Regions from separate parts of the Homo sapiens genome. Here all the other regions are linked to region 2. Evidence: chromatin loops called from intact Hi-C (ENCODE). Cell type or tissue: PC-9. All regions are shown on one strand. Region 1 overlaps LOC105373718 (a long non-coding RNA gene). Region 2 has its middle 190 kb from the start of TANK-AS1. Region 3 has its middle 21 kb from the start of ITGB6. Region 4 holds the start of LINC02478 (long intergenic non-protein coding RNA 2478).

Region 1 (8,000 bases), 390 kb after region 2:
ATCCTGTCTCTACTAAAATACAAAAAAAAAAAAGTTAGCCAGGCATGGTGGCATGTGCCTGTAGTCCCAACTACTCAGGAGGCTAAGGCAGAAGAATTGCTTGAACCCAAGAGGGGGAGGTTGCAGTGAACCGAGATAGTGCCACTGCACTCCAGCCTGGGTGACAGAGTGAGACTCTGTCTCCAAAAAAATAAAAAATAAATAAATAAATAAATAAATAAATAAATAAATAAATAAAAGACTTTGAAACAGGATCTTAGACAGATCAGCTCCAGATCAAGCATTCAAAGCACAAAGAGGATCACAGCACAAATGGCCATGTCAGGAATCCCATGCAACAGGGGCTTCGGGGTAGTCATCAGGTGAAAAGATGACTTTCAGGTGCAGCTGTATTTGGTCAGAAAACCCATGTGTGTCTGTGTGGTTTTTTGTTTTTGTTTTTGTTTTTTTTACCTACATTGTATGAAATAGATCAATTAAAGTGGCAAGTTTCTATGAATGCTTAGTAGTACTTTTTATTTGAGCGTTTCTATAGTATGATGTATTTGTATTTGACTTTTGTTATTCTCGTTATTTGGAGTAGCTTTGGGGAAGCTGATAGAGATTGTTGAGGGCCAAAGACTCACCCCATCTCTCTGTCACCACTTGAATGCATTTCTCAACTATGAAATGCTTAACTCGGTGATGGTTACACCAGATTCTCTGACTGAGGTCTACAAGCTCCATGCACTAGAAGCAGCCTGGAAAGAACAGCAGGGGACCCAGGCTCTGCAAACAGCAAGTGCAGGTGAAAATTAACTCCTCCTCAGCAAGCCATTGCCAATCCCTTTTTAAAATTGAGACACAATTCACATACCATAAAAGTCACCATCTTAAAGTGTACAATTCAGCAGGTTTTAGTACGTTCACAAGATTGTGATCATCACCACTAATTCTAGAACATGACTCCAGAAAGAAGGAAATCCTATGCCCATCAGAAGACATTCCCCATTCCTCACTTCCCCCAACACCTGGCAACTACTCATCTATTTTCTGTGTCTATGAATTTGATCATTCTGGTCATTTCTGGTCATATAAGCAAAATCATAGAATATATAGTCGTTTGTGCCTGGCTTCTTTCTTTACCATAGCGTTTTCAAGGTTCATTCATGTTGTAGCATGTATCAGTACTACATTTTTTACGACTAATATTCCATTATATGATTATATGACATTTTGCTTACCCATTTATCCATTCATCACTTGATAGACATTGGATTGTTCTTTTTCACTCTTATGAATAATGCTTCTATGACCAACCCTTTTTGAAAGGAAGCTTCTGGAGCCCTAGAATTCTTAAGAAGAACTCCAATTCTCTTGCAAATACCTTTTCAGCATCACCATTCTCACTAGCCCCTCTCCAGTTTTACCTCGTCTCTCCTTCTTCACTCTATCTCCTTCAAGTTTATGGCCACATGAGGCAGGAAATGAAGGTCATGACCCAGGACTTCCTTCCATGGAGCTTGCAAAGAAAAGTGGTGAGAAAGGAAGAGCAGCCAGAAAAAGGAAGAGAAGTAGCAACCAGGCATCCACGCAGTGGGCCTGAGGGATCTGGGTGGGAACAATGCCTCTGCGAGGAATGGGACTAGCAACCCAAGACTGGCTCCTAGCAAGGCTGCGGTGTCCCCATGACCCTGGGTACTGTGCTTCCCTTAGTGGGAGAACAGATATAAACACTAGTGGCCAAGTTCCTCAGCTCTAGGCAGTCAGGCCCAAAAGGGGAGTGATAATAAAGGCACTGCCCCAGTAGGTCTTCTGCCCTTTGACAGTTCCACATTTTACCTACCCTGGATCCATTGTCTGCTTGTCATGTCATTTACTCTCTCCTCTCCCAATCCCTCTCCCAGCAAGTTTGATTCTAGATTCATCCATAAACCTACACATTCACATCTGTGCTTGAGTTGGACCCCTTCCTGCTATGAACTCCCTAACTAACCCCTGACCGCCCCGATCCTGCTATTCCCTTCACAAATGCCTCCCTATGCCTTGCTTCTGACCCTAGCCTGCCCTGGCCCTGGTTTTGCTGTTCCCAGCTTGGCTCTGACAATTCCTAGTGATCTCACCCCATTGCTGATCCCAGATGGGACAGTTGTGTTCAGAAAGGTCATCAGTCAATGGGGTGTTTGGAACTCAAAGAATTTCCTCATAGAAAAAAATCATGATAAATAGTGGTATGGTTCCCAGGCCAAACCACAAAGGCCTATTTAACCAACCATGGTGCTGGCATGGCTGTTCTAAGCCACAGGGTCCCCTAAGTGAGAGTGACATGGAGGGAAATAGGCAAGAGAGTAGAGGCCCCTGGCAACTTAACAATTCCCATGGAAACATGGAATGAGGGAAATTCCAGTGGGAAAAAAGGCAAGGAAGAGATTGAGCAGTATCCCATAGGTCATCCAAGGAGAGATGAAGCACTCAAGATGCAGAGCAGAGGGCACCCTGCCTGGAGAGGGTTTGCAAAGTAGAGACTATTGCAGACTGGACTGGGAGGAGTCCAGGGGCAAAGAAGCAGAGGCCAGCCCTCTGAACGTTCATAAGCAAAACAGCATTATTGCAGGCCTGCCCTTGCTGAGTACCTGCCTTCCTGCTAACTCTGTCCCTGTCTCTCTTCCTGTGAAATTCCTGATTCTTCTCTGGCCCTTTGACCATCTCATTCTGCTTATTGGACATCCCTGATAGCTGATAGATGGCTTTTTGCATAGTGAGATTGGCTTTCACTGGTTTGCTTGTTTTTTTGGTCAAGGGGCCAATTGTCTTGACTGTTTCACATCCACTCCATTCCATGTCCTTACTTTGAGAAAATGCACCATGAGTTCCTTTAAGGGAATCCCTCTCTCTCATTGGATACAGACTAGGGGGTTGTTGATCAAGGTACCATGCCCTCCTCTAACAACAGATCTACTATCCTGTCTTTCTAGCTCACCTTTCAGCCTTCCTTAATCTTCAAAGGCCTCCCTAGCCTTTTAGTGAAATGCTTTGTGCTTGAGCCCACTAGATTTGCAATCAATGATCTCTCACACACACAGGATATCAAAGCGTTCTGCTTACGGCTTGATACTTTCTAATACACTCCCTGAATGCTTGCTGATCACTTGGCCCCAGTTCACTCCTGCACAGACCCTGCAGTACCACATGTGCCCTGCTTGCCTGGCACCTCCAAATGGCTGCTGCTTGGGGCACACTGTAACCTGTGCTATTGCTCTTCCCTGTGAGGTTTGGGCTGAAATGAAAGCAAATATCCATTACAGTTGCCTTCTTAGCCCCCATCATGTCTTCCCCTTCAAAGTACACATTCCATTCCTCTAGGCCCATGTATCTCAGAGTCACGTGGGCGACATAATTAAATGCAGACTCACAGGCCCCAAGCCCAGGAATGCTGTTTCAGTAGGTCTGGTGTGGAGCCTAGGAATCTGCATCTCTACAAACACCCCAGGTGACCACACAGCCCATGGTCTGAGAAATGCTGCTGTGCAGTGAGTCCAGTCACGCCACACGCCTGTCAGCTGAGCTATTCACTGGGGCTGCCTGAGCTGTTGCCCTGACCGAACCCTTCTTTTGTGAGATCGCAAGGCTTTGGGTAAATATTCTTTTTACTTTCATGGGTAGTGACAGAGAGAGACACAAATAGAGAAATAGTAACAGGAACAACAGATAATAGTTCCAGCCCCAGGAATCAACTGGCAAATTTCAAAGTTAACAGTTTTTGCCAAGCTGATTACTGGTCAAATATTTTTTGACTGGCAAGGTGAGAGAAAATCTGCATATTGATAAAACTGTAGATATGTTGGTGGAAAGATATACACATTTACACCCATTCTCTTTATGTCATCATTTTACAGTACGAAGAATAAAAACGCATGTGCACAATGAGTTAGCCAACCTACCTGATCAAGGGGAAGCAGAAATAACTCAGAACCTCAGATCTGTAAACATCTAGTATATTAACACTGTCCCAGAAAAGGCTTTGTGTATCAGACTATGAGGAAGACCTGCATCAAAGGCAGGAGGAGGGGACGACTGCAGAGCACAAAAGGATTTTCAAGCCCTCATTTCTGTCCTGTGCAATGGAAAATAGCAGAAATGTTGGCAGCAAGACAAAACAAATGGTATTTCAGACTCTTGAAAAGTATTATATTACATGCAGTTCCTAATGATATCTAGTATTAATCTAAAACTAACACCCAAGGTCAACTCTACAGTATGTTTTATGATTACTAAATGATACAACATTCTGAATGTCTGGGAACAGACATTTTTGCATGGGAGATGGCCTAGAGAGCTAGTAAGAAGCTTGTTTTTCTTTGTTTCAACATTTTCCTCTCCAACTTCCTATCACTCCCTTCTTTAAAGAAGAAGAAGAAGGAGGAGGAAAAATAAAACTATTTGTAGTAACTGCTCTAGTTTCTGCCCTTAGAAATCTGCTCTATTTATTAACTACTCCTCCGGTGAAGAAATTCCACTGAAATTCCTTCAGGGCCTGGCTGCCTTTCAGCTTCTCTCTGCACATTCCTGCCTCTATGTATGTCACCATCTTAAATAGCTGAGCCTTCTGTGCTTTAATAAGGTCTCTCTATAATCCTTTTTTTTTTTAAGAACACAGACCTAGTTTTGCTAAATTTCTGAATACCTTGGATTATAAAGCCCCCATAATACTAATTAATTTCTGTTCTACCTTGTCTCTGTCCTCACTGGTCGGCTAATAACATAAGGACCAGAACTGACCTCATTATAATAACTTCTTACATTTCTTACAGCATAATGGAAATGATTCCTCCAGGCTGGTATTTGAATTACATCCCCCTCCCTCCTGCTACCCCCCCATCCCCAACCCCGAGGCACTATGTTAAAGATTTAGATGTGCATTCTTCACAGATTTCAATTTTCTGGGTCCCAAAATTTGGGTACTAAATTTTTTACAAGGCATATTCTTTTTCTTTGCAAAGTTCATGACATGTCCAAGCATTGCACTGTCTGCATAGAAAACTAAACATTGTTACGCATGGTTCTGAATTACCATCAGCCAGAATTTATCAAAAAAAAAAAGAAAGAAAGAAAACTGTAAACATCCTATTGTCTTTCTTATGACAGGGGCTTGCTTGAAAAGAAGCTTTCAGAAGCTCTTAGTAAGAGCATCTCACCCCTTAGGGTATAAGGAGTCAGCAAACATTTTATCTTGATTTTACCCAGATGGAGGCTTTTGAGTTCTGGTCCTATGAGAAAATCCCAGAACTCTCTCCACAAATTTAGATTAGTGACGTATTTCATAAATGCATCTTTTCCCTTCCCCTTCCCCACTCCACTCCCCTTCTTAAATTATCTCCAGACCCTTGTAGCACAAACTAGTCTTGGAGCTGGATGAGGAATAATTTCCAGTGTTCTATACCACTGTAGGATGACTGTAGTTAACATTAATATATTATATACTCTCAAATAGCTAGAAGCAGGATATTAGATGTTCCCAACACAAATAAATGGTAAACATTTGGGATGATGGATGTGGTAATTATTCTGATCTGATCACTATACATTCTGTGTGTTGAAACATCACTGTGTATCCCATGAATATCTCTAATTATTATTTTTCCATTTTTTAAACTTTTTTTAAAAAATCAGTATTGGAGCAAAGAATTGACTGGCTCTTTTTGCTGATTCCTCAGCAGGATGAAAAGTACCCCTGTCCACATATTGGGACCCCTTCGATTTTCTATTCAAGTGGCTTTCTGAGGTTTTCCGTTGAGCCCTGGTGCACACTCAAGGCAATCGTTCTCTATATGAGCTGTCTGTGTCATCCTGAATAGTAATCTTACTTGGGGCTCACCAGGGCCCTCCTCTGGCTCATTCTTGCCCTAGCTCCCGCTACCAGTGATTTTTAACTTGTTGGTTTACATGGTCATGATGTCCCACATGGCTTGGGCTATAATTTTCTTACTGACTTGTATTCCACAGCTCACATTCAACCTCAATGATACCCTTAAATCATATCACATAAACGGAAACTGAATAGTTGGAGGGAATTATTTAGACACTCCGTTGGAGGCTGTTATATTGGAGGATCTCCCTACTACATCAGGCTGTGGCAGCCAGGGATTTTGTCACATAGCATGATTTTCCATCCCCTTTGAAACACAGCCCTCTTTCCTTTGAGGAGCTCCTATGCTTGCCCCTGTGAAGCTAGAGACAGAGCTTTACCACTAAATCACAGGGGGAGGCTCACATGGGCTGGGTCAGGCCAGTCACAAGACGTCATCTCCCCACAAGCCATGTGAGTCAGAATCTTTCCCTGAGAATGATACTCAGATGCTAGATGTAGGTTTGGATACAATGGGTTGGTGCAGCTCTGGAGCTAATGATGGCCATCTTCTCTGCCACATGGAGAGGGTAGAGAGGGCCACGCTGCAAAATGAGGCTCAGCGGAGGCAAGAGACAAGAAATGAGTCCACGGTTCTTATCCCTAAGGCTCCAGCACTTAAAGCTCTTCTGTGAGCCACTATATCTTCTTGAGCATTTTCTGTGAGCTCACTTCTGTGAGTCTTCAGTATCTTAAAATCAGAGCTAATTCATTATTTTATGCTTAAGATCATTCATCTTGGGTTTCAGTCATTGCAACCAAAAACACTTTGTCTAAAACCTCTTCCCTTGGGAATGATGGAAATGTACTAGAGACTGCATTGTTCCAAGGAAATTCCAAGAAACATAAGATAATGCCAGTCCTTGCCTAATTAGGGTGAGCACAGAATAGGGTGAGTACTAGTAGACATCGTGGGAAGGTCTATGGCAAAGGTATTAGAAAGCTTCCAGGTAAGGAAGTGAGCCACAAGATCAGTGATAGCATAAAATGGCTGATGCAAAAAAGGAATAAGAGGCAGGAGCTACAGTATTGAAAAACAAAAACAGAGAAAGCAGCCAAATAGAAAAGATGAAGATAAAAAACAGCTATAGGTTTAACCACAGAAGACAAGAAATGTCACCTCATTGCAAATACGTCTGACCAAATTACATCCAGAAATGTGTTTTCAAATGTAGGTTTTAAAGGGAAAATAGGGGGATGACATGCTTACATTCCAAGGCAATACCACCATGGCCAGAGCCAGGCCAACCACAACGTGGCTCCAGGACCTCGGTCCTGTAGGCTGTTCCAGGGGGACCATGAGGTGCAGACTGTGTCTAACAGCCCACCGATCAGATCACCTCAGCCACTCTCCTCCCAGGTACTCCCACAATTAAACCAGACATTTGGAGGCCCCCAATCTTTGGCTTTATGTTGGCCATTTCATTTTGGAAATGTTTCTTAATTTAAAAAAAATTATTAGTGGAGCAAGGAAACATTCTTGGCTTGCAGCAAACAGAAAGATAATCAAAATATAGTTAATTCTATTTGAAGGAGCTTAGATGCTGATGGGAGGGCTGTGTAGATAAGGAACTCACTTAGAGGGAGAGGGAATGGTAGGGTTGTCCCTGATGGTGTTCACTGACCTCAGGATAATGCCTTTAAACACCTCCCTGCAAGGCAGACAGCTAACTGGAGAAGGACACAGCCTCTGAGGGCAGGCAGCCCAAATCCAAACCTGGGCTCTACCTCCCACTGATACAATCTTGAGCAGGTTGTATGGCCTCTTTGTGTCTCAGCATCCTCACCTGTAAAATGGGGAGAGCAATAGTATGCATACCTTAGAGAGAGAGCTATTGTAAGGACTAAATGAGTTACTATGCATAAAGAGATTTGAACAATACCTGATATATGGTAAGTGCTAGGTAAGGGCCATAAAAGTGCTGGCAAGTATTGTTACAATCCCAGCTGAGTTGGAAATAATTGACTGCTACGTGGCTATGAGGTAGGACAGCAGGACAGATTTTAAAATTCTTTCCCAGAAGAGCAGCTTCTTGTGGCATTATGTGTTCAGAGAGCAGCTTAACCCTGGACAGATCCAGGGAATATCAGGCACATCCTTTCATTGCCTCACTCC
Region 2 (8,000 bases):
GAAACTGGGGAAGCTGAAAAGTTAGGCCAGGTAAGAAATTAAAAACTTCCATTATCTACTTGCCAGTTACCAGGCTGCCTAATTCAGGAGGAAATGCATCAGTGAGGTTTTAGGATGAGACAAATGACTAATTCTAACAAAGGGGAATAACCCCTCATGGCATAAAGTGTTTGTGTCATGAACAAGAACTGGTTTAGTCAGGAATACATGCGTGATCCTTTAGGTAATCATAGCACCATTACGTCCAACATTTTAGCAAGGTGAGGTAAAGCAAAAGACACCGATTTAAATACAACTCAAGAACAGATCAGAAATCTTGGCTGAAATGGATTTTAAAATAACTTCTAAAAAAGCCTAGAGGCTAACTAAAAACGTTAATGCAAACACATGAAAATTGTTTGCCAAAAATAAAATGTCCAGGTATTAGGGATGAATTAAAGATTAGGTAATTAAATAAATAATTTTAGAAGCACATTGCAAAGTTTTCTGAAATCAGTAATAACAAGATTATTTTTAAATATATCAGATCACAAGCTATGTAGATACAGAAAAGTTATATTGTGGATAAAAAAGAAATAATGTAGAGCCAATGAATTCACTTATTCTTTTTTTCCTGATAAGAAAAGTGATCACCATATAAAAAAGAATTCAGAAAAGACAGATTTTTCTCCCTTTTTCTGACTTTTTATTACCTGAAAAATTTGAAAACATTTCAAATTTGTAATGAAACCCAGTTTTAAGGAAAACTGCTTGAAAAAAGTTCCATAGCTTTTTTATTTTTTATTTCAAAGGAAGATGTTAGAGAAAGATGTTAAGGCTGAACTCCATTTCCAAATTAATATTGGAAGCAGATAGTTGTGAGGTATGAAGGAAAAAGTCAGGGCACAGCAAGATCACTGGAAGTGGCTGATAACCACCCAAGATCTTCTAATGGACTCCAAACAGGGCTATTGTTCAAGACATAACAGCTGTGCATTGGGCCACTGTGGCAGTGGCTGCCATGTGACTCCAAATGCTCTAGGGGTAGTGGTTAGAACCTGCTGGTAAGCCTATAAAGTCTGTGATGAAAGGTAAGATTCCAAATAAGCAACAGGTGAAATATTTTTGGGGGTTCTGGCAACAATGCTAGTACAGAGAAAACTGTGTCTGATTAATCTGCTAGTTATTTCTAGAAACAGTTTAATTAAAATTTTTTTCAATCGTGAAAGCAATGTATCCTCATTGGGAAGAAAAGGAAATACAGAAAAGTATAAAGAAGAAAATAAAAATCCGTTATCATCATCCCACTACTCAGCAATACCCATAATAATGTCTTGAAGTGTATGCTTACAGTTTTCCCCCATACATATGTTTTCTGTCTTTTGTAAATTTTGTATAAAAATAAGATAGTACTATTTTGTGGTACGCATCTTTCACATAAAAACATACAAAATGCAAATCTATGTCAAAAAATATATAGATTTTTTCTAATAGTGGTATTGCTTGGATATTACGTAGTTTATGTAACTAATCTTCTATCTTTTAAATATGTAAATTATTTCAAGTTGCATAATTTAAATAAATTACTTTTAAAATCAGATATTTGGCATTCAGTATATTCTTTATGTGTATTAATCCATACATATTTCTGAATCACATTATACCCTCAGAGTATAATATTATGCTCTGTGCAGCATCTAGCATATCAGACAATGATAGTATCTTTATCCATACTCTGGAAGGGATTTTAAAGCCCTGGCATGCAATATTTCACTGTTGAAAACAATGCAAAGCCAAACATCCTTGCTTGCTTATTTCTTAGGATGAATTTCTAGAAGTTGAATTCCAAGGCAAAAGGGGATGCACATTTTTAAGGCTTTTGCTATATACTGTGAAACTGGCCTCTTGAAAGGTAAGCCAGTTCAGCCCCATACGCCATTTCCCCACACTCTTCTCAACACTGTATATATTTACCTACCATTCTGTTTAATCTTTATGAAGCTGATGGGTTAAAAAATGCATCTCATTCTAATTTGCAGCCCTTCAATTACTAATGAGGTTGACTATTTTCTTACAGCAATTTGTCTATCTTTTTCTTAGGAATTGTTAATACATATTCTTTCTGTGAAATTTCTGGGGGAGTATTATGTGGTGCAAACAATGGGAGAATCCACTGATTTAATTTATTTTTATAAGAATGTTAAGTTTCTGGGAGGCAAGGCCATGTCAGCAATGAGTTGGACTCCTGGACTCACTGCTGATTTGTGTTAATGATAGGGCCTTAACTTGTAGGGAAAGACTGATCTGACATCTTAAAATATGATCAGAAAAGGAAAGGGTGTCATGGGCTTAATAATACACTGTTGGGAGCAGAATACGGGAACATCTCCTGAGACTGTGTGAAGAGATAGAAAATGGTAGCTAAGACTAAAATGTTGCTGGTAAAGTATTATAGTGGTGGTAGGAAACACTTACTTCAAATACTTTCAAAAACATTTCATTTCCACTCAAAGTCTTTAAAAGCCAACTGTTCAATGTTTTCCAGATCACTGTTTTTTAAAAAATTAACATACAGTAAAATAGACTTTTTCATGGTGTTAATTCTATGAATTTTAACACGTGTAGATTTAACCACCACCACAGTTAGGATGTGGAACACTTACATCTCCCCCCAAAACTTCTTTGTGCTACCCTTTCGTACCCACACCTGTCCTCTTGGCAACCACTGGTCTGTTTTCTGTCACTTCAGTTTTGTCTTTTCAAGAGTGTCATATAATTTTACATTCCCATCAGCAATATATGAGTGATCCAGTTTTCCATATCCTCACCAGCACTTGGTATTGTCAATATTTTTTATGTTAGCCATTGGGATAGGTGTATGGTGGTATGTCATCATGGTTTTAATGTGAGTTTCCCTAGTAGCTAGTGATGTTGAGCGTCTTTAATTTGGCACCCATATCTCTCCTCTGGATAAGTCTCTGTTCAAGTCTTTTGCCTGTTGTTAAATTGGGATATTTCCTTACTGTTGAGTTTTGAGAATTCTTTATACATTCTGGATATAAGTGCTTTGTAGGATATGCAATTTGCAAATATTTCCTCTCAGTTCTTCTATTATTATTATTATTTTTAGACAGTCTCGATCTTGTTGCCCAGGCTGGAGTGCAATGGCACGATCTCAACTCACTGCAACCTCTGCCTCCTAGGTTCAAGTGATTCTCCTGCCTCAGCCTCCTGAGTAGCTGGGATTACAGGTGCCTGCCACCACGCCTGGCTAATTTTTGTACTTTTAGTAGAGACAGGGTTTTGCCATGTTGGCCAGGCTGGTCTCCAACTCCTGACCTCAAGTGATCCGCCTGCCTCAGCCTCCTAAAGTGCTGGGATTACAGGTGTGAGTCACTGTGCCCGGCCTTTCTATTTTCTTAACAGTGCCCTTCATATAGTAAAAGTGTCAGATTCTGGTGAAGTCTCAGGATCTGTCTTGAATATGCTGTGTGGATGCTGGTGGGTGATTCAAGCTCCCAATCTCAATCTCCCCCTCATCTCATCCCCATATAGTATGTGGTCTCCACACCCAATTCCCAGGACTTCCCCTTCACCTCTCCTGCTCACAAAAGTCAATTCCATTGTTAATTACATAATGCAAATAAATACTTGATTTGCTTTCAAAATTAATTCAGCATGAGGCATGTTTATTACATGTTTATACATATATATGTTTACCCATTTCAAAGTCATATACCTTTTGGAGGTAGACACTTGGTCTTCTATTCTTGCCTGAGCAACACCTGGAATATCAGAAGATGATAGAGTATCATCACTGGAAGGACTTAGAACCCTGGTCCTAAACATGTAGCCTGTGGATCAGCAGCATCAGCATTGCCTGGGGGCCAGTAGAAAGTCAAACTGTGACCCTACCCCAGGCCTATGAGTTAGAATTTGTATTTTAATGAGATCCCCAGGTGCACATTAAAGTTTTTGAAGCAAGCTGTACAGCTCATCTGGTTCTCACTCTTACTTTCCAAAGAAAGATACTGAGGTCCAGAGAGAACAAGGCTAGCCTTCCAGGCCAGTGGTAACTGGGGCTACAACCAGGGTGAGAACCCAGCCCTCTTTCTCCATGGCTTGTGTGTTCTGCACAGCACCACCTGCCTCCAGCGTTTTGGATGACTGTACACCTCAGCCTGTATGGGGAGCATCTGCATTTGTCCTAATGTGGTCTTTCTCCAAAAAGACTCCTGTCACTTCTTATTTCCAATATCCCCTAGGGATATCCAACTTTCAAAATGTAGACTTCTAAATTTTCATAGAGAAATGAACTAAACACTCTTTGGGGGAATAAAGTGATTCTTTTCCCCTTGCATTTGTTTACTTCTCTGTAAGCTCCTGAGATGGCTAACACACTAGTTGTTAATCACACCATCTGTTCAAACAGCATTTCTAAATCATTCGATTCATACTTTTCTTTTTAAGGAATTTTTTTTTTCTGAACAATATGTTTGTGCCTGTGTTCCTCCCATCATTTGGCAATGCAGTTTGAGCTATTTAAACTTTCCTATTTATTGTAAATGGCTTTTCAATCAGCAAATATTTTTTTAAATGTTCATACACCACAAAAAGCTGTGTCTACTGACTTTTCAAACATTGGAAACAGTAGAAAAATCTGTTCCAGTCTGTCTGCTGTCAAATTTTTAACCATCTGATTATATTTCAATGAAGTGTTTAGGAAGATGATTTATCTGGCTGACCCTGGGAAATTTTCCTCATTGGCCCTGAAGATGGCAGTGCTCTGCAATTTAGTACAACTCTTCACTTTTTTTTTCCCCCTCCTCTAAAAGGAATTTCTGGAATGGCAGAAAGTGGGGGAGGATTCACTAAATCTGAACCTTCTAACGCTTAGCATAAACCTCTTCTGAACCCTGGGACAATTTGGTTTATCTTTTGGTCCCTTTTTGTTGTTGTTGTTTAAAGCTGTACCCAATGCATTTCCTGTTTCCAGCCCGGATCAGAAATGGAAATAGTTTAAAGGTTATTCTCATATCATGGGTAACCAGGAAGTGCCTATATAGCTTACTGAGAAGCTGCTTTTCACAAGACTGCTTAGCTTTAAAAACAAACAAACAAAAAAATCTAACAAAGGCTCAATCCAAGATAAGCAGGAGCTAAGAATACTGGCGATTCTGAATTCCTACTGGACCACATCTTTGGGAGCCGGCCTCTCCTGGTTTCCTCTTCTTTTTTTTTTTTTTTTTTTTTTTTGAGACGGAGTCTCGCTCTGTCGCCCAGGCCGGGCTGCGGACTGCAGTGGCGCAATCTCGGCTCACTGCAAGCTCCGCTTCCCGGGTTCACGCCATTCCCCTGCCTCAGCCTCCCCAGTAGCTGGGACTACAGGCGCCCGCCACCGCGCCCGGCTAATTTTTTGTATTTTTAGTAGAGACGGGGTTTCACCTTGTTAGCCAGGATGGTCTCTATCTCCTGACCTCATGATCCACCCGCCTCGGCCTCCCAAAGTGCTGGGATTACAGGCGTGAGCCACCGCGCCCGGCCGGTTTCCTCTTCTTAACAACGGAGGCCTGCTGCCTGCTGACATTCTTTATATTTCATAGCGGGGTCTGGAGGGGTTTAGAGGGACACATGCTCAGGCTTCAGGCAGGATAGACCAGAGGGCAATTTCTTGGTCCTGTCATTGTTAGGGTATGGACATGGGAACAGAGGCGGGGACAGGAGTGTGTAGCCTTACCCAACTTTCTTTTGGGATTGTGAAAGTTTGGTGACAATTCAGCTAGCCAGAAAACATTTATTAAAAACAATTAGGGGAGAGGCCTTATATTAAATGTTGTTATAAATAATAATAAACAGCAATATTACGTGCCATAAGCCAATTCCCTTGATAAATATTTTAGCAACATCTCATTTAATCTTTACCCACAACTGTATGAGGTAGGTAATATACCTATTTTTTTTTAATATGTTAACTGAGGGACAGAGGGGATAGGAAATGTGGTTAAGGTCCCACAACTTGTATGTAAAGTTGTTGAGTAAAATGTCCTATGGCATTGCCTAGGGCACTCCTCAAAGTGTGGTCCCTAGACCTGCACCATTGGCATCACTGGGGAACTTGTTAGAAAGGCAAATTCTCCATCTGCGCCTGGGACCTGCTGAATCTGAAACTCTAGTGGTGGAACCTGACCATCTGTGTCTTAACAAGCCCCCCCAAGTGATTCTGATGCACATTAATGTTTGAAAACCATTGGACTGGACTAGGCAGTTATCTGTGGTAACTTGGCAGAAAAAGATGGCGCTCCAGTGCCAAAGTGCTGAATGCTGTGGAAGGGAAGTCCTCACTAGCTGCCAGTGGGAAGGATGGACAGGTAGCATAGCCCCTAATGTACATCCTTGTTTGGGCGAAGGCTGGGCTGGCTTTAAACTTGCTTCTACTCTTGTCCTTGAGGTGAAGGGCATCTTCCAGGAGGACATTTCTCTCACATCACTTCCCACCACCTATTTTCCAAACCTTCCCCCAGGCCTGGGGAATTCTTCTCTGGCTTTGAGGGGATGAAGGGATTGGAGATGGAGGTATAAATGAGGACAACTACCAAGGAATCATCTCATTTTCTTCTAAATCTTTCACTCGCCTTTTGAAAGTCCAAAGCCAGGAAAAGATTCCTTTCTTTTCTACTTTCTGTGATCTTCTCCTCTATCAGACAATGAGCTTGGAACAGGTGGAATGGAAGGTGAAGAGAGATAAAAGTAGGAAGGAGAATATACTGCTTAGTGTTTCAAAATTATTGCAACACACTGGAATCCAAACTACTAGGTTTTTCATACTCCTCCTCAAAATGCCTTGGGCAGAGATCTCGGCACACAGGAATAGAGCTATCTCTGAGTTCTTGAAAGTGATTTGAGAAGCTCCACTTACATCTTCTCAGTGGAAAAAATCTCTCCTCTGTCAAGGATCTAATGTAACTTGTTTCTTCTTAGAAGTTTGCTCTTTTAAGTAAAGCTTAGATCTATTTGGACATTTATTATTTAGAATGCAAATTTCTTCCTAAAGAATACACCTTACTTTGCCAGATGCTTGCTGGGAATACCCTTCTCTTTCTTTCCATCTGTCCTCTCTAAATCCCTCCTTCAGCATCCATCTTAATTTTAAACTACGCTTTAAAATATTTGCTGATCACTCCAGCCAGTATTGCTCTCTGCCTTTTCTTACCACTTATATCACTTACATGTTTGCTTTCAATTTAGAAACTTCTTTTATACTGTCTTATTTTATTTTCTATTTCAAGTCAGATTATTTCATGTATAAACATGTTTTGTCTCCTCTAAACATTATAATCTTACAGGGATGGGAATCCCTTCAGTTAAGGAGGAAACGACTTCCTCTCTATCACTTCATGATAATGTGAATGCTGAGGTTATTTTAAGATTGCGTTGTACTGTGGATCTGTATTTGGGACTAGGTCATACCCACACCAGGGACGCAGCTGCAGCTGAAAAGTAAGGTTAAGCCTAGTGTCTGTCACTAAGGGAAGGAACATATGTATTAGACCAGCACAGACGGCGCAGGAGAGAGGAAGGGAGTGCTGTCCTGGGCTTGACTTTGAGGGAGGGTTGAGATATCTATGGTGTGTAGAAGTGAAGGGGAGGTGGGGAGATTGTGGTCGTGAGGTGTGTTAAAGCCAGTATCTGTCACATGGAGGTCTGTACTTAAGGTTATTTTTAAATGATGCTCAGAGACCCTTTAGGGATTCCAGAAGGTTCCAGAGAGGACTCTCAGGGATCTCCTTAAGGTGAAGGTCAGTAGAAAAGTAGAACCTGACGGAGTTTTATCTCTTCACTTACTAGAACAGCTCTAAGAATTTCTGTGTGATTTGTTAGGGTTTGTGTAAGATTCTGCTTGAAATAAAGGTTTTTTTCCTGCTGAAAAAAGACTAGGGGGACAAATGGTGTTCTTTGTAATCTGAATTGTTTTGATTTCTGCGTTCTCAATATTATTTATTTATTTAAGACTGGGTCTTGCT
Region 3 (8,000 bases), 750 kb after region 2:
ATAATGAAACAATTCTATCTTTTGGTATGGTCTAGTTGCCCTCACTCTGGAAAAGATTCACACATTTGGTTTATTGGAAACCTCTGTGTGTGATGTGTATGTATGGTTTGTGGGGTGTGTGCACATGTGTGTTTGTGTGCTGTGTCACCAGAATGGCAGAAAGCATGAGTCTATGACCATTGAGCCCTGAGAATGCCACTGCTAAGCAATTGGAATAAAAGTTCATCAGTGGGCAGGATGAAGACTTAAAAGCTAACTTGAGAGCAAGCAATGGGCTATTAGCCATCGTGGAGTAGCCCAGGAATCTCTGAATAGGTCTAAAAGAGAGCCCTAGGTTAGTGTTGGAAGAGGTGAGTGGGAGGGTGGGTCTTTGTGATAAAAGATGATGACAGTGTTCACTGGGTTGGCAGATGTATGCTGCAATGAAATGAGGGGCTCACATCTGCATCTCGTTTACCTTTCCACAGACAGCCTTCCCTGGGACTGCTCAACAGACTAGCTGGGCACACTAGTCCAAGTAGAATCCAGGCAGTATCACTACCAGCTCTGGAAAGTGTGCTTATCTCAAAGCTTGACTTCATCAAATGAATACCAGGGACTGTCAGGCAAACTCAGATGGTTTGGGGATTGTAGTACCTTGGGGTGTACTGTAATTGTTACTATTGTATCACTACAGCGGCTATTACCAGGAAGGCAATGTATCTTTCAGGAAATGTATCAGTCCTTAAGTGGTAGCGAGACCTTTTAGAGAATTCAGGCTGCCCAAGACCCTGACTTCAAATTCACAGAATATGTGGCTCCTATGCAACTGGATTTCCTAGAACACCACAAATCTCAAATATCCTGCACCCTTGTCCTGTGAGTACTCCATGGATAGCCCCTGCCAGGGCTTAGTGCTTGCTTTTGGTTGAGAATATGTAATAACCGCCCTAGTTTAATAGCAAAACTGAGATTCTTTGCATCAGTTGTTGCTTCTGAAATGATGATGACTCATCTGTCTCTTCTAACTTCAGAGCTGAAGGTGAGTCATCAGGGAAAGAAGAGGTGGCTGTACAGACCCTGAGGACTCGGGTTTAGGAATTAAAGAGCCACGTCAGACATGACAGGAACAAGCCAGAAGTCCTTAACCACCATCCCTGAGCTGAGCCCTGTGAAGGGCTAGTTTTAATTTCATCTAGTTTTTCTCTCACCACTTTCATTTTTACTTATTACTACCTATTGAGCCAGAAGTGGAATGGCCAAAACATTTCGAGTGAGGCTGATTTTTCAGGGTATTTACAGTCAGCCTGGAAGCAGCAGGAAGTAGAATTTATAGATTTGCATTACTAGGCAGGCAATTTCCCAAACCTCAAGATTTGAACTTGTTTTTAATTAAATAGATGTATAGGCCTCGATGGGACTAGGTCTCTGAATCCCAGGAGGATCTCCCTATAGATTGAGATAAGATCCTTAAGCCAAAGTCATTTGCATGCCTGAGAGATCACCAGCAGTTGGGTGCTCCAATCACTAAGAAAGATGATTGCAGAGTGAAGTCAATCCCTGGGAGATCAGAAAGGTCTTGGCAGGTATGGAGGGTGTTGTCACACCTAGTACTAGGCTTGAAGGAAAAGGTTCTTGCAGCATGACGAGTTTTTTCAGCCATGGAGAGGGAGCATCCATTGGTGATTAAAAGCAGGGCTCCAGGTTGGGTTCAAATCCCAACTTCCATTCCACTCTGGCTAACCTTCGGTAAATTTCTTAAATCCTTTAAACAAAGCTTTCCTGCTTTTATGATGGGGATAATAATAGCACCGCCATAAAAGACTGCCGTGAACAAACCTGCAATGGCTGCTGATTTAAAAGCCTTTATCTGCACGCATCAAACCACGTTACTCCCTTGCTCAAAACCCTCTCATTTCATCAAGAGGAAAACCTCAGTGCTGTCTGGGACCTTCAAGGTTCTGGTTTCCTACTATTTCGCTGGCCTCCTCTGCATCCCTGTCCCATACTCACTGCCCCACCATCACTGGATGGCCTGCAGTTCTTGACACACAGAACAGCCTGATGTGCAACCACCTGGTTCCTCCTCCTGAAATGCACGCCTACCCCATGTTGGGCTACTTTGTTAGTCACTTTCTATGAGAGGCCCACCCTGACCACACTAGATGACAGAGCAAACTCCACCTTCCCCAACACTCTCTAAATATTTGCTGAATGTAAAGCAGCAGGATCCCAGCTTCCCCCACAGGCCCCCAGCTCTTGCTAGGTGGCTGTCTCCAATGTCCTTGAGGCTCGTAGATATGCCCACAAAAAAACAGGGCGTTACCACAATCTCCAGGTAGCATGTCATTCTGAGTTCCCACGGCTCCGTGTTTCTCACTCATAAGCCATTGCCCATCCTTAGGTAGTGAGGGTTCCTGCCAAGGGTACAGTTCCTGCCTGTCCCCAAGGCCTGCAGTTCTCCAGTGCCACAAAAGTACTGGATGCTGGGCAGAGGAGAGAAGAGCCCCTTTGCCAGCAACCTGCCCCTGGGCCCTGAGGCAGTTCACTACTGAGACTCAATGAAGAGTTTTTTATCTGCTTTGGCCATCGGCCCCATGACCACTAGGCTAGAGAGTGGAAGGTATGCCAGCTTTTCCATCTTCCCTACTTTTCTCCTCGGCAGCTTCTTCCCCAATTCCCCTCTCCAGAAGGGGACAAGAACTTTTATGTATGTATTATGTACAAATACCAACAGATACACAGAAATCAACAGCAAGGGTATGTGGGTGAGGAAGGGGGATGGTCCTAGTAGACTACTAGTGCCCCTTTGGTGCCTTTATGCAAATTAGGCAAAGGCACCCCTTCCTCAAGACACTTTACCTTCATCTCCTAGGAAACTATCGTAATAAGTGGACAAATCTACAATGTCGAATGTCGACAACACAAATTCTGTTTCCCCAAGTGCCCTGCTATGCAAGACATCTGAATTGAGCTGGTACCTTCCTGCCAGTGGCACACTGTAAGCAGTCAGTACACTTTGACTTGTTCAATTTATAAAGATTTTCAACATCAGGAGCACGGAGAACAATCCGGCCCTTCTCACAATTCTGAGTTGTTTGTAGATAACTGATTCTCCAGCCTCTCTCTCTAAATCTATGAAGTCAGGCACAAGGGCACTGTGAGTGTCATGAGGGTCCTGCCTGCCTCCCAGGCCACCCTCAACCACCTTCCAGGTGTCAGCTGGATCATCCCTGGCCCAGAGCCAGGGGGAGTAGGCAGGAGGATCATGAGGTGAGGGCAGGCCAGGTTAGGCCTGGTGCTGACTGAGCCTGGCTTTTTCCTCCACCAGGCTCTGCTGAGGAGTGTGCAGGGAAGGGTTAGGTCACGCTGCCTGGAATCCTGGGAGGGAGCCGGGCTGAGGCTCACCCTTCACCCACATTCCACCAGGGCAGCCTCACCCACAGCACAGGCCACCACATCAGATCAGCAGGAGACTCCCAGGCCTGGAAATTGGTGGCGGAGGGGAGGGAATGTTTGCATTGTTCTGTTTGTTTGGCTCGAAGAGGAACACTCCAGCTTGGGGCTAAGCAAAAACACATTAAACTGGGATGGCTTTATCCATAGAGGACTAAGATTTAAAGTGTCTGCTTCCTTCCTGAACAGAGAAGCCAAACACCGAGGAGTTCCCAGCAGGCCCCACTGCCTGTCCGCTCCAGCCAGCCTGGTTCCCTCCCCGGGCTGCTCGCTGTCCACACGCTGGTGCCCCACTTTTCTTCCAAAGCTGCCAGGGGAAGCTGAGCAGAGAGAGCTCTCAGTCAAGGGCTGCAAAGGAGGTCCTGGGGTGCCAAGTCCTAAACTCATGACACCATGGATGTGGGCACCAGCAGCAGCCAGCCATCTCTCTGATTCCGACAGGGCTGCAATGATGCCATCTATAGCATGCACCCCCTGGGCCTTCCACCCTGCACTCAGAGGGTGGGGGAAAGAGCAGGGCCTGCTCCAGAGCGGTCGCCCAGTGATGGCAGACACCAGACACAAAAAGTGAGCAAGATCGTGAGACCCCAAAGGAAGCAGGGATGGGAGCAATTACGACCAGGGCTCTGGAGTTAAAAGAAAGATCTGAATTCTGACTGGAATCACTTATTAGCAGTATGACAGTGGGCATAATACTAAGCATTGGCTACATTATTTATACAAGGGAAAAAGTAACATTTACCTCAGAGCACCAGTCAGGGTCGCAGCAGGAGAGAGAAACAGCGCGTTATTTCAACAGAAAGAATTAAACATAAAGAATCACTGAGTGGGTAGAAAGTTGTTAACTAGGCAACTGGAAGGGTAAAACGCTGAATCTGAGATATCACTGAGGTGGGAACTGCAGGAAGTAGCTGCCACCCTGAGGGCTGGAGAACAAAGGCAAGGAAGCTGGAATTACTAAAACTGAGAAACTTAGAGGAGGCTTCCTGCAGGGCTGACACCCAGACCTCTGAGGACGCACATTGCTGGGCTTGTACAGGGTTGCTGAGTGGGCATGATGAGACTGGTTCCGTGACGGTTGAAAAACCAGCAAACTAGATTCCACTATTGCTACTGGAATGAACCCACTGCCAGGGCAAGGAGGCATTGCTGGGGAGACATTGCTAAAACAGGAAACAAACAAGAAGGAACAGGTCCTCCCTCCTCAAGACTCACAGTCCTCTGTTGCCCCTATGTGCAGAGCCTAACATGAAGCAGCTGGCAGCATAAGTATCAGTGTGACTTGCAGAGTCTCAGCTTCCACATCACAAAGCGGAGTATGGAGGGCTGGGTCTTGAGCTCAAAGACATTAACTTAACAAATGAACCATTCTCAGGTGGGATTAAATGTATAGAAAATGCTTAGCACAGCACCAGGTACATAGTAGCATAGTAGATGCTAAATAACTATTATTATTATCATCAGTGTTATTTTGATAGATAAGCGGCCTTGGCTGTTAGATGGAAGATAAGACAGGCTCTGTGATAAGCTATGAGTAGAGACTAATTTCTGGATTTCAGTTCTGGAAGTTTCATTGAGAATATGAGATTCTATGTGTAATATAAAGGGCAAATGTGATATCGAATAGTAGTAAGTCTGTAAGTGAGTCATGCAACTTTGATCTCAGTGATGCCCCTCCCTCTCCATTCCTGTGCCCTGCTCTAGCTCACACATACTTCACCCCTTGCCCAGAGTCATTAATACCCTCTACCCATTTCCAGTCCATCAAAATCCCTGCCCTAGTTCCACATTCACTCCTACTACACAGCTCTCATCTCATTAGACTCCCACCACCTACAGATGAAAAGCCAAATTCTTAGGACTGACATTTCATATGCCCAGCAATCCCATTTGGAAGCCTGGAGATGGTACTTTCCATTGGCTCTAGCCCCCTCCTCCTCATACCAGGATCAAATGAGAGATGAGGAGTGGGAAGAAAGTCAGGGGAGGCCTGACCTCCAAGGGCTCTCCCTTTGGATGTCCTAATATCAGCTCTACCTCAGGCTGTCAACAACAGGATTCATGATCCCTTTGCTTCCCACCCACCTCCAAACCTTTAATAGGACCCTCATCAATGAGGAGGTAATGTTCTAACGCCTTGAACCCAAGAGATGCTGCTCAGCTCTTCCTCATTGCATTAGCGACTTTCTTCTCTCTCTTTTTTTTTCTTTTTAGTGGTGTCTTTTTTTACAGTCATCATCTACATCCATCAGCTAAGGCTAAAATAAGCTGCAGTAACAATTCCAAAATCTCAGTGGGTTATGATGCCAGTGTTTATGTCTTACAAATATGTGTTAGCTGTGGGTCAGCTGCAGCTCTACCCCACACCCTTTCACTTCAGTACCTAAGCTGAAGGAGCAGCTCCTATCAGTGACATTACTAGTTTCGTGGCAGAAGAAAAAGAGAAGATGGTGAGACCTTGAAGTGGCTCTTCAAGCTTCTGCTTGGAGGTAGCATGTATCACATCCACTCATATCTTATTGGCTAAAGAAAGCCACATGACTTCTGAGTTCAAGAGGATGATAGGCACGATACTCTTTATAATAGGGGCATTGCAAGTCACATGGCCAAGCCTGAAATCAGGGAGTATGAATGCATAATAATCTCCTAGAGAGATTAAATTAATATTTATTTTATTTTAAGTTCCAGGATACATGTGCAGAATGTGCAGATTTGTTACATAGGTAAATGTGAGCCATAGTGGCTTGCTGCACCTATCAACCCATCACCTGGGTATTAAGCCCAGCATACATTAGCATAAATGAATATTTTGATCAGTAAAACAATCGACTATACCAGCAGTCCCCAAACTTTTTGGCACCAGGGACCAGTTTCATGGAAGACAATTTTTCATGGACTGGGGGCTGTGGGGTGGGGATGGTTTTGAGATGATTCAAGCATATTACATTTCTCATAAAGAGAGTGCAACCTAGATCCCTCACATGCACAGTTCACAATAGGGTTTACGCTCCTATGAGAATCTAATGCCGTCACTGATCTGACAGGAGGCGGAGCTCAGCTTCACTAGCTTGCTGGATGCTCACCTCCTGCTCTGCAGCCTGGTTGCTAACAGGCCACAGACTGGTACGGGTCTGCAGCCCAGGGGTTGGGGACCCCTGTACCATATTATCCTAGTCAAGGATACCATTACCTCATTCCTGGATCCCAGGGTGTGAAGAAGCTAATCTAATCTGGATCCTACAGAAGTATTTCCACAGATCCTTTTGGTTGTCCCTGCCTCTAGCATCTCCATTTTATATAGACAGCAGAGTAGCTGCCACAATATACTTCCCCAAATGCTATTATCACCCTGTTACTCCCTTGTTCAGAACCTTCAGCAGCTCTCTATTGCCAATCAGTTCAAATCTAAATTCTAAGGCCTAGGGCTTGAGGTTTACATCAACTGGTCCTCCCTTTCCTGTCCCATTGCATCTTAGCCCAACTCCCCACATCTAGCCAGGGGTCTGATGGTTTTTTCACAGCTACTCCAAGATTTTGCCTGGATGTTAATCTTCCTTTGTCTGTGCTTCTTTTGGTCCTGCCCACCACCCACTCTCTCTTTTCCAACCAGTTTGTGTTCTTCAATTTCTTCAAGAGTTGTCTTAAATCATATCTTCCTAAAAATTTCCTGGAATAACTGTCTTCTCTTTACACTCCTCAAAATTCAGAATTACATATCTCTACTCTTGTTTTTATTTTCTGTTTCTAGAATCATTGTGTGGAAAAAGATCTTGGGATTCTCTATTCCACACTCACCACCTCCCTCCAATTTGAAATGAGGAAAGTAAGACCTAGAAAAAGAAGGAGCAGGAAAGTCACTCATTTGTTGAGAGGCTAAGTTGAGATGAGTCTTAGGTCTTCCTGCTCCTTATTAGTATTCTTCCCCTACACCAATTTGCCTCTTTTAATTTATATCAATTTCTCCAATTAGATGATATATTACTTTGGGGTAGAGATGCCTAATAATATTTTATACAAGACCTTTGACTTATATTATCTCTAATTATAACAACAACCTTGCAAGGTGGCAATTATTATCATTTTACCAATAAGAAGGCTAAGGGTTAGATAAGGCGAGTAACAGGCCCAAGATCAAATAATCAATAAATGACAAAGCCAGGGTTTATTGAATACCTACTGTGTGTTTGAAATTGTGTTAGTTCTCAATTCAAAGAAATTAAAATAGGGCTGGGCATGGTGGCTTACACCTGTAATCTCAGCACTTTGGGAGGTTGAGGTGGGCAGACCATTTAAGCCCAAGAGTTCAAGACCAGGCTGGTCAACAGGCAGAGACCCCATCTCTACCAATGTTTTTTTTAAGTAGCTGGGCATGGTGGCACGCACCTGTAGTACCAGCTGCTTGGGAGGCTAAGGTGGGAAAATCACTTCAGCCTGGTGTGGTGAACTATGATCACACCACCACAATCCAGCCTGGGCAACAGAGCAAGAGCCTGTCTTGAGAAACAAACAAACAAACAAACAAACAAAAACCAGAAATTAAAATACAATTTAGTTAAAGAACATAT
Region 4 (8,000 bases), 700 kb after region 2:
TAAAATAGCTGTGTAGAACTTAGAATACCCTGGTTTCTGCATTGCCCTGGTGATATAGAATACCTTGGTTTCTGGATTGCCCTGGTGATAACATGTATTTTTGATTTCATAAAGTCACTCTTTAGAGACCCAAATGAATTTGGCTCTAAATTAGAAAAGAAAGTATTTTGCAAGTCCTGGATGTGACAGGCATTGAAAGTAACCATCAGTTCCAGAGTCTGCATTTATCAGTCTACCATCAGTGATGAGCATAACCTTTTTCAAACACATATCTCTTTAAAACAAGAAACAGATTACAAAGCTCTGTAGTGTTTCACACCAAATCTACAAAAGCATTTGTCTTTTATTTTTCTCTTCCAGATGTACAGAAAGGTGTTCTTACATGAAGAAGGGTGTGAAGGCTGAACAATCATGGATTTTTCTGATCAATTGTGCTTTAGGAAATTATTGACAGTTTTGCACAGGTTCTTGAAAACGTTATTTATAATGAAATCAACTAAAACTATTTTTGCTATAAGTTCTATAAGGTGCATAAAACCCTTAAATTCATCTAGTAGCTGTTCCCCCGAACAGGTTTATTTTAGTAAAAAAAAAAAAACAAAAAACAAAAACAAAAGATTTTTATCAAATGTTATGATGCAAAAAAAGAAAAAGAAAAAAAAAAAGAAAAGAAAACTTCAATTTTCTGGGTATGCACAAAGACCATGAAGACTTATCCAAGTGCATGACCGGATTTTTGTGGTTTTGTTCATTTTGTGTTTAATTTGTGTTTTTTTTTTCCAGCTGTATGAAATGGGCTTTCTGAAGTTTAAATAGTCCGACTTCACCCATGGTGTTCTGTGCTTGCAGTGCGAGTGTTGCTGTAATTCAGTGTTGCCGTCAGTGTCTCTTTTCTTAGCTTTCTGTCTTTCTTTCAACGTAGTGTGAAGTGTCTTATCCTTTTCTATGAATTCCAATTTGCCTTAACTCTTTTGATGCTGTAGCTGTTTCAGTAAAAGTTAGTTCAAACTAATGATGTAGAATGCTTTGACCAAATGAGCTGGTCTATTATGCCTTGTAAAACAGCAGCATAGGGCTTTTAAAAGGTAGTCAATAAAAGTTGCTGAAATTTTGGCTTTTTTAAATATGTAGTAGGTGTTTTTAATGATTTTTCACATAATGTGTAAGGTAGTGAAATGCAAGAAGGGAAAAATGTTTTGTGTGAAACACATTTTCTGACTGGGGAACTTTTATTAGGGTAAATTGTTTGTAAGGCTGTACGCCAACAGTTTCCTCTGATAGTTTGACTGATTTAGGATATCTGCTGTATGATGCAATGTAAAGTCTTTTTTGCCTTTTTTCAGGAAAAAAAAAAAGCTAACTTGATGTACTAGATTTAGTGTAGGTAGTGTTGGGGTTGGGGATGGGGGTGGGGGAGGGGAGTCACTGAATGTTTTGTCCTTCCTTTATACTAATGATAGTGCTTTAGAATGAGAATTATGCCTGAAATCTGGCAAACCGAAAAATGTTGCTATTGCAACAAAGTGGCAAAAGCTAAAAGTAAGGATTTATCTTCAAACATAAGCTGAGATAACGAATAGAAGCAAAACGATTGGCTACTAGCTCTCTCTCTCTCTCTCTATTAGGTAAATTTGAAAAATAAAAATGACTTGGCACTTTTAAAGGTAACTTCACCAAAGACCGAAGAGCCAGTAACCAGTAGCTCCAACTTGTCTCAGCATCACATCTTCTGTGCTCTTTATTTTTGCCGGACCAGTTTGCGGTTAGGAGAATGTGCCTTTTTTGTACCTTTGCATTTAGGTTTTATAATTTTAATTGATGTATGGACACACACAAACAAAAAAGCATGAAGGAAGATTTGGATCCAAGCAGTGCCACACTTTACATCATCACTACAAGTGTTCAAGTGTAAAGAAAACCAATTTTGAAACTATGAAATTCCTGATTCATAAATACACAGTTATTTCTACTTTAGTACATATAAGATAATTCACTGTTATTAAAGCTCTTTTATTAAGGCAATTGCATATGTTTTAAAAGCAATGGTAAATTAAGTTGTCTTCCAAAACTGTGTACTTGTCTGGTCAGCTGTGTATGATCAGTTATCTACCTCAGAGTCTATTTTCTTTTGTGCTGGGACAGGTTGCTGGCCCTCCCTGTTTCCACAGACCAAATCCTCCTAGCTCAGGAGCTAGGGCTAAGCAGTTATTTCTTTCAAGTATTTTTTAGTTCTTAAATTTTATGCTTGTATTTGATGATAGATGTCAGTGACATTTCATAGTTTCAAAAGTCCTTGCTGCTCTGAGAAGTGTAGATTCTAGTGAAAATTACATAGTCATAAGAGAAATGTGTTTTTGTTTTTGTTTTTGTTTCATTTTTTTAAAGTTGTGGTATTATTGGTTCTATGCTCCCTGGAATATTACTGCTTTGTGAAAGTCCAGACTGAACGCAGCACCCTCTGTGTACCTAGTACAGTTATAAACCTGGGTCTCTCACTACTTGATATTTTTGCATTAGTTAAGACAGAAATTTGATAGCTCGGTTAGAGGGGAGGGGAAATCTGCTGCTAGAAATGTCTGAACTAAGTGCCATACTCGTCTGGGTAAGATTTGGGAAACATAACCTCTGTACATAAAAAAAAAAAAATCAGTTAAACATCACATAGTAGACAGCCATTAAATTATAAAAAAATTAATTTATGAAGAAAGACCTTTTGTACAGATTGAAAAAAAAAGATTTTCATAGAGATATCTATATGATCAAGAGAGTTAATTTTTTATTTTTGTTTTACTAGTGCCACAGACTTGCCAGTGGTAACTTATTTGTCCGGTTCAAGATAACTCTGTAGTTTTCTTTCCTAGGACTTGTTGTTAAACGCCAAAAGACATTTTTGAACTGTACATTTGATCAGATTGTTAGCTTTTCTGTTTTATTTCTTTTGAGAACCTTTGAATAAAAAACATCTGAAATTTTATTTTTCCTGTCAATTTTTTTTAAGTCGATTAAGTGTATATCAGAATTTCATTTCATTTCTGATCTCTTTCTTCAGCTCAGTAGATTGGTTTGAAAGTGAGTTGAAAGTTATGTCAGATTCAATATATCCTCAAAATACATTTCCTTGAAAACAATTGGAAAAACCTTTCCACCCCACTTTTGCTGGTTATTTAAATCTGTGTAATGACCAGAGACGTCAACCCTCAGCTCAGCACGTCAACCGTCAGCTCAGCACGTCAACGGTCGGCTCAGCAAATATCCAGCCCAAAATACACCACTAGTGGTCTGTTCTTAAAGACCAAAAAACCAGGCCCTTTTTCTTCCTCCTTTCTTGCTGCTACGCCTCAACTATTTCATTGCTTGTCAATGCTCAGCAAGGAAGACAGCCTAACAGCAGCCCTCCCACCTGTGGTAAGGAAGCATGTGGGCGAGAACCTCGGGATAATCTTATCTATGCGTTTATGACCAAGGTCCTCTTTCAGAGCTACCTGTTCAGCTGTTCCCGACTGGAGGCTCCCGTGCAGCATTCACGGAGGAGCGAGAACTCCTCTTTCCCTCACTTGACTGCTTTATAGGAGGCACTTAATATGCAAAATAGGCTCCTTCTGCCCAAAGTGGAGTAAACGTTTTAGTGTGGTGGTTCAGTATTTATTTCCTGGTGTCCAGTGGCTCTGTCATGGTGATAAAAAGAGTGGGCAAGGAAAAGATGCAGTCCGCTCCATTTCTGGCTGCGTCCCCTGCCATGTGGATGGTGTGCGGGGTGAGTTAGATAAGGGAGGGGTCAGAGCACTTAACTTGCCGGAGCCAAGAAATCGCTGGTACTTGATGGCTGTTTCAGAGAAGGAAACAACATTCCTCTGATGCTAACTGGTGCTTCTGAGAGCAAAATGTCAGGGAGGAGAGAAGCATGGCCTCTCGAGACAAACCCAGGCTGCTAAGAATGTAAGCTCTGGTCTCACTTTGCGTTCCAGCCAAACACCTAAGTGCTCCTTTCTATGACCAAAGGTAAGAAAGAAATGCAATTCAGGCTCCTGGGCACCTTCGTTTTTGTTCACCCTATTTTTGTTGTAGCTTCTCGCCGCTGAAGTCCGCGGCCCTCTATCTGGCTGTGTTATGTACTGAAACCGGTAAACATACTCAGGAGCACCAATCCACGGAAAAGGGAGGATCAAGCCAGCGATGGTGGTTCACAGTTACCGCTCCCATATAACTAGAGGGGTTGTGGCATGTTTGGGGATAAACCCCACCTAGCTGAAAGCTCTGAGACTGAAGTGGAATTCTGGGGTTGGAGGAGAGGAAAGAGGGTGTGGCCGTTGCTCTGTGGTCTACGTATTTTCCCCTCTATAGTGGCTGGAATGAGGAAAGCCAGGGAGTGGAGGCGGGAGTCCCGTTTTTCACCCCACTGCCACACCCTTCATGGCCAGTGGCTCTAGGTTTATCCGCTGGAGCTTAAATCCCACAAATACTGATTTAAAATTCACTAGGAGAAAGGCAGTGCCTCCCAGCCTGAGCCGGGGCTCAATGAATGTTAAGATATGACTGATTATATCCTCATTCCATTAGGGTAGCCAAAAAGGAAAAGAGCCAGCGCCATTGGGACAAAGGTCACCGACCTCTCAATCGCCCTGCCCCTTCCACAAAAAGCCTGAGATGTCAAGTAGGTGGGGGAGGGAGGAGAGCCGGGAGCTCAGGATTTGAGGAAGGCCAGGCAGTCTCTGCCCCTCGAATAGCAACGCGATGAGCTCAGCCCCCTCAGTCCAGGCCGAGAGCCAGATGGGGGTCACGTGGCCGCGGGGCCCCCCGGGCGCAGGGTCCTCGGCACAGCTGACGGGTGCGCGCCGAGCTCCGCCGGGCGAAGGAATTCCAGCCCCGCAAAATGGCTCCAGAGTGTCTCCCGTGACTCGCTCGGTGGCTGCGGAAGGCAAGAGGGTGTGTGCGCTTGAGCCGCTAGAGGGAGGGTGTTTTGTTCCTCAGCCGTCAGACGCGAGCTCTGCAGGCCGAAAACCCAGACCCGCTGCAGCCGACATCGGGAAGCCCCTGGGCGGAGGTTTAGCCTGTCGGGGCACACAGGCCTGGGTCACAGGGGTCTTGAATTTGGGGTTCCTCGTAAGACTGGAGCGCAGGCCGTCGCCTGTGCTGGCAGCGCCCTCATTGTGAGCGTTGTTGGTCAGACTGGGGAGTGACTGAAATGTGACTTTGAAGGTTCAGGGCAGCTGGGGGCGGCTAGGGAGGAAACCGCGCGCCTTGCCAGACCACGTGACTCGGCGCGAGAAAGCGATGGCAGGTCTCTGGGCTGCTCAGAATTGAAAACGTGGCTTTGAATTAAAGAATTCGGTTGTTTTATGCGACTCTGAGAGACTTAAGATTTGATGTAGGCTATTCCAGTGCTCACACAGGACCCAGACCATAAACCAGACTGCAGGGATTTCCTATCCTCTAGTATCCTTGAAGCCACCTGCCCTACTTGAACACCTCCAGGGACCAGGCACTGCCTGCCTCACAGGGCATCAGGTAGCTTTAGGGAACAGCTCTCAAACTTGTTTGCAGAGGAGTCCAAATTGTGGCTTTGAAATTCCCACTTACCGGCCTTAGTGCTGCCAACCGGGATGCCACAGAGTCAGTCAGTCATACTTCAAGTGTGGAAACGTGACTCCATGGCTCTGCTCTTCTCTGGGTTGAGCATTCCTTCCAGCTTTAACTCTTCCTCGTCAGCCCTGGTCACTCCACATCATCAACTCACCTTCCAGATGTACCACAGTTGACTCAGGATAAAACCCAAAACCGGAGGAAGAACTTGGGACTTCACCTGTCTCCCCTGCCCTGCCGGTTCCTTTTTGACTTCTCAGACATACCACAATTCTTAGAACTTGTAGCCAGTGAAAATCCCTATGTTGCTTTATTTTTTAAATGACAGTAGTTACGCTAAAGACATGCAAGATAATATGAAGTCATTTTAAAATGAGGACATTTTAATGACATGGAAAATGCTTAGGATATAACGTGAATAAAAAGTGTTAGGAACAGACCTGTAGATACAGTATGATCAAAACTATGAAATAAGTATAAAACCCAAGGAGAGGCTGGGCACAGTGGCTTATGCCTGTAATCTCAACACTGGGAACCAAGGCCAGGGGATTGATTGAGGCCACGAGTTTGAGACCAGCCTGGGCAATATAGCAAGAGTCATCTCTACAAGAAAATTTTAAAAATTAGCCTGGCATGATGGCACACACTTGTAGTCCTAGCCACTTGGGAGGCTCAGACAGGATTGCTTGAGCCCAGGAGTTTGAGGTTGCAGTGGCTGTTATGTTCACGCCACTACACTGTAGCCTGTGTGACAGAGAGATACACTGTCTTAAAAATAAATAACAAGGAGAAAGTACTTCAAAATGCTTATCAAGTGGGAGGATTATAGAAAGTTTGTATTTTCTCATTTATACTTCCCTGAATAATTTTTCCAGTTTTCAACAATGAAAACATTTTATGATCAAGAAAAAAAATTCTTAAAGAATGTTGTCACATTATCCTGAAATTATGCAAGTCACTATGCTCATATTCCAACTAAGCACATTTGATTGATTTTTTTGTGTTTAAAAGATAACTACCCCAAGCATTGGCAGACACAAAGATGATGTGATGTGGTCCCAGTCCTCAAGGGACAATCTTAGAGACACAAGTCTATAAGTGACAATATTATAAGGAGAAGTAAGAAAAGATCTAAATAAAGAGCTTTGGGAGTTCTGTGAGGGGGCGAAGATAATGAAAACATCTCTCCTGAGATTCTCAGTATTTCCACATTTCCAACCAGTTCCTTTTTTACTGATCAGAATTCACTTGAGAGCAGCCATTTTCCTCACGGGTTCCTCTACCTTCTGAGAGATGAAATTGTCAGGCAGACAGACAAAGTCTTTGATAGCTCTGCCCTTGCCAGAATGAGACTTGGAGCAGATGTCCAAAGAGTTGACATTGCTGTCACTTCTGTTCTGAAAATACTGGAATGTGTAAGAAGAAAGAACTGTCCTTTAAAAAAAAAAAAATCAAGTAGGGTGTGGGATACTTTCCAAGTAATGTCATTTTGATTTCTTTTACCCTTGGTCACATGTTCTCCACACATCAGATTATGGATTTGCAAACACCTGTATAGTTTTCCCATGCCCTTCATATATCTTGAGAACTATTTGTTATTTTCTTCAGGGAAGCCTAGGCAGGAATCCCATTTTATCCACTTTGTAACTCATGTCTTTGACACATGTTCAAGACCATAAATATTGTTCCTGGCCTCCTAGCCAGGAACAACAATTTTTCCTAAGAAATACGTGAAGGAACTTCCATTACTGTTATTTTCTCCCTAACATTTAGTTCAATTTTATTGAGAAGATTTTGGATCCTTCAACTTAATTCTTCCAATGATCTGGGTTTTTTGTTTTGTTTTATTTTGTTTTACAAACCTGTATTTTACGAAGATTTGAGGCAACTGTGTAGGAAACACAATTACAAACGTAGAAATCTGGACTTGATAAATTAACAGGGAAGAGACATAAGGAGTACACAGAATGTAGCTCTATAGGCCAAAGTTCTCCACCATCACTACAGTTAAACTTCAATAATTATGTTTCCTGGCAGCCAAGGTGAAAAGGGAGAAAAGAACTTGCATCTGTAGCTCTTACTGTCAAAAAGAATAAAGCCCGCCAGATTCTCTGGAGAAAGATAGTATTTACTCACTTTGTACAGGGGCTGCTGCAGGGGCTACTGGGCAGTGTCCACCACATTTCTCCACCAATACAATGACAGTTTCCCAAGCCTGTTTCAGATAGGACCCATTCATAAAAGTCAAGGGCGGCACAGCAAGCCACCGTTTCGTGATAGTGATTCTGGTAGGCTATAGACTCATAATAGGTATTCTGATCTCATCACATGTTCTTAGGTGATATACTTCATCCCTCTCACAGAGCCCTTTGCTATGACTCTGAAGGACAAAACAGCTCTGCAACAGCAAAAATGTTCCG

The links. Peaks named below come from ENCODE experiments on the same cell type or tissue, not always from the same donor. Only the 100,000 strongest peaks of a DNase experiment are listed, where the experiment ranks them.
Region 1: a loop joins it to region 2, with 12 times the contacts of the local background. A loop is called at or near these places in 5 of 110 quality-filtered maps.
Region 3: a loop joins it to region 2, with 22 times the contacts of the local background. A loop is called at or near these places in 3 of 110 quality-filtered maps.
Region 4: it touches region 2 in a loop (4-fold over the local background); 17 of 110 quality-filtered maps call a loop at or near these places.

The regions. Positions count from the first base shown.
Region 1 is chr2:160,579,511-160,587,510 of GRCh38, reverse strand. The region is part of intron 2 of LOC105373718 (a long non-coding RNA gene); the gene reads left to right. Among named protein-coding and RNA genes, the nearest start is that of RBMS1, 90 kb to the right of the region's middle. In PC-9, no CTCF peak of the experiment used is centred here; DNase peaks (open chromatin) are centred at 4,230 and 4,530.
Region 2 is chr2:160,967,182-160,975,181 of GRCh38, reverse strand. No RefSeq gene overlaps it. Among named protein-coding and RNA genes, the nearest start is that of TANK-AS1, 190 kb to the left of the region's middle. In PC-9, a CTCF peak has its summit at 4,757 (motif pointing right); a DNase peak (open chromatin) is centred at 5,021; H3K4me3 peaks cover 378 bases; H3K27ac peaks cover 1,474 bases.
Region 3 is chr2:160,217,288-160,225,287 of GRCh38, reverse strand. No RefSeq gene overlaps it. Among named protein-coding and RNA genes, the nearest start is that of ITGB6, 21 kb to the right of the region's middle. RefSeq lists an enhancer at 1,160-1,329. In PC-9, no CTCF peak of the experiment used is centred here; DNase peaks (open chromatin) are centred at 1,027, 2,217, 3,397 and 5,077; H3K27ac peaks cover 5,899 bases.
Region 4 is chr2:160,267,125-160,275,124 of GRCh38, reverse strand. It overlaps RBMS1 (RNA binding motif single stranded interacting protein 1), which reads left to right. Exons shown (of 14, transcript NM_016836.4): 14 at 361-2,974. It overlaps LINC02478 (long intergenic non-protein coding RNA 2478), which reads left to right and starts at 3,230. Exons shown (of 2, transcript NR_103775.1): 1 at 3,230-3,405. RefSeq lists an enhancer at 4,413-5,022. In PC-9, CTCF peaks have their summits at 4,690 and 4,895; a DNase peak (open chromatin) is centred at 4,584; H3K4me3 peaks cover 1,486 bases; H3K27ac peaks cover 3,093 bases.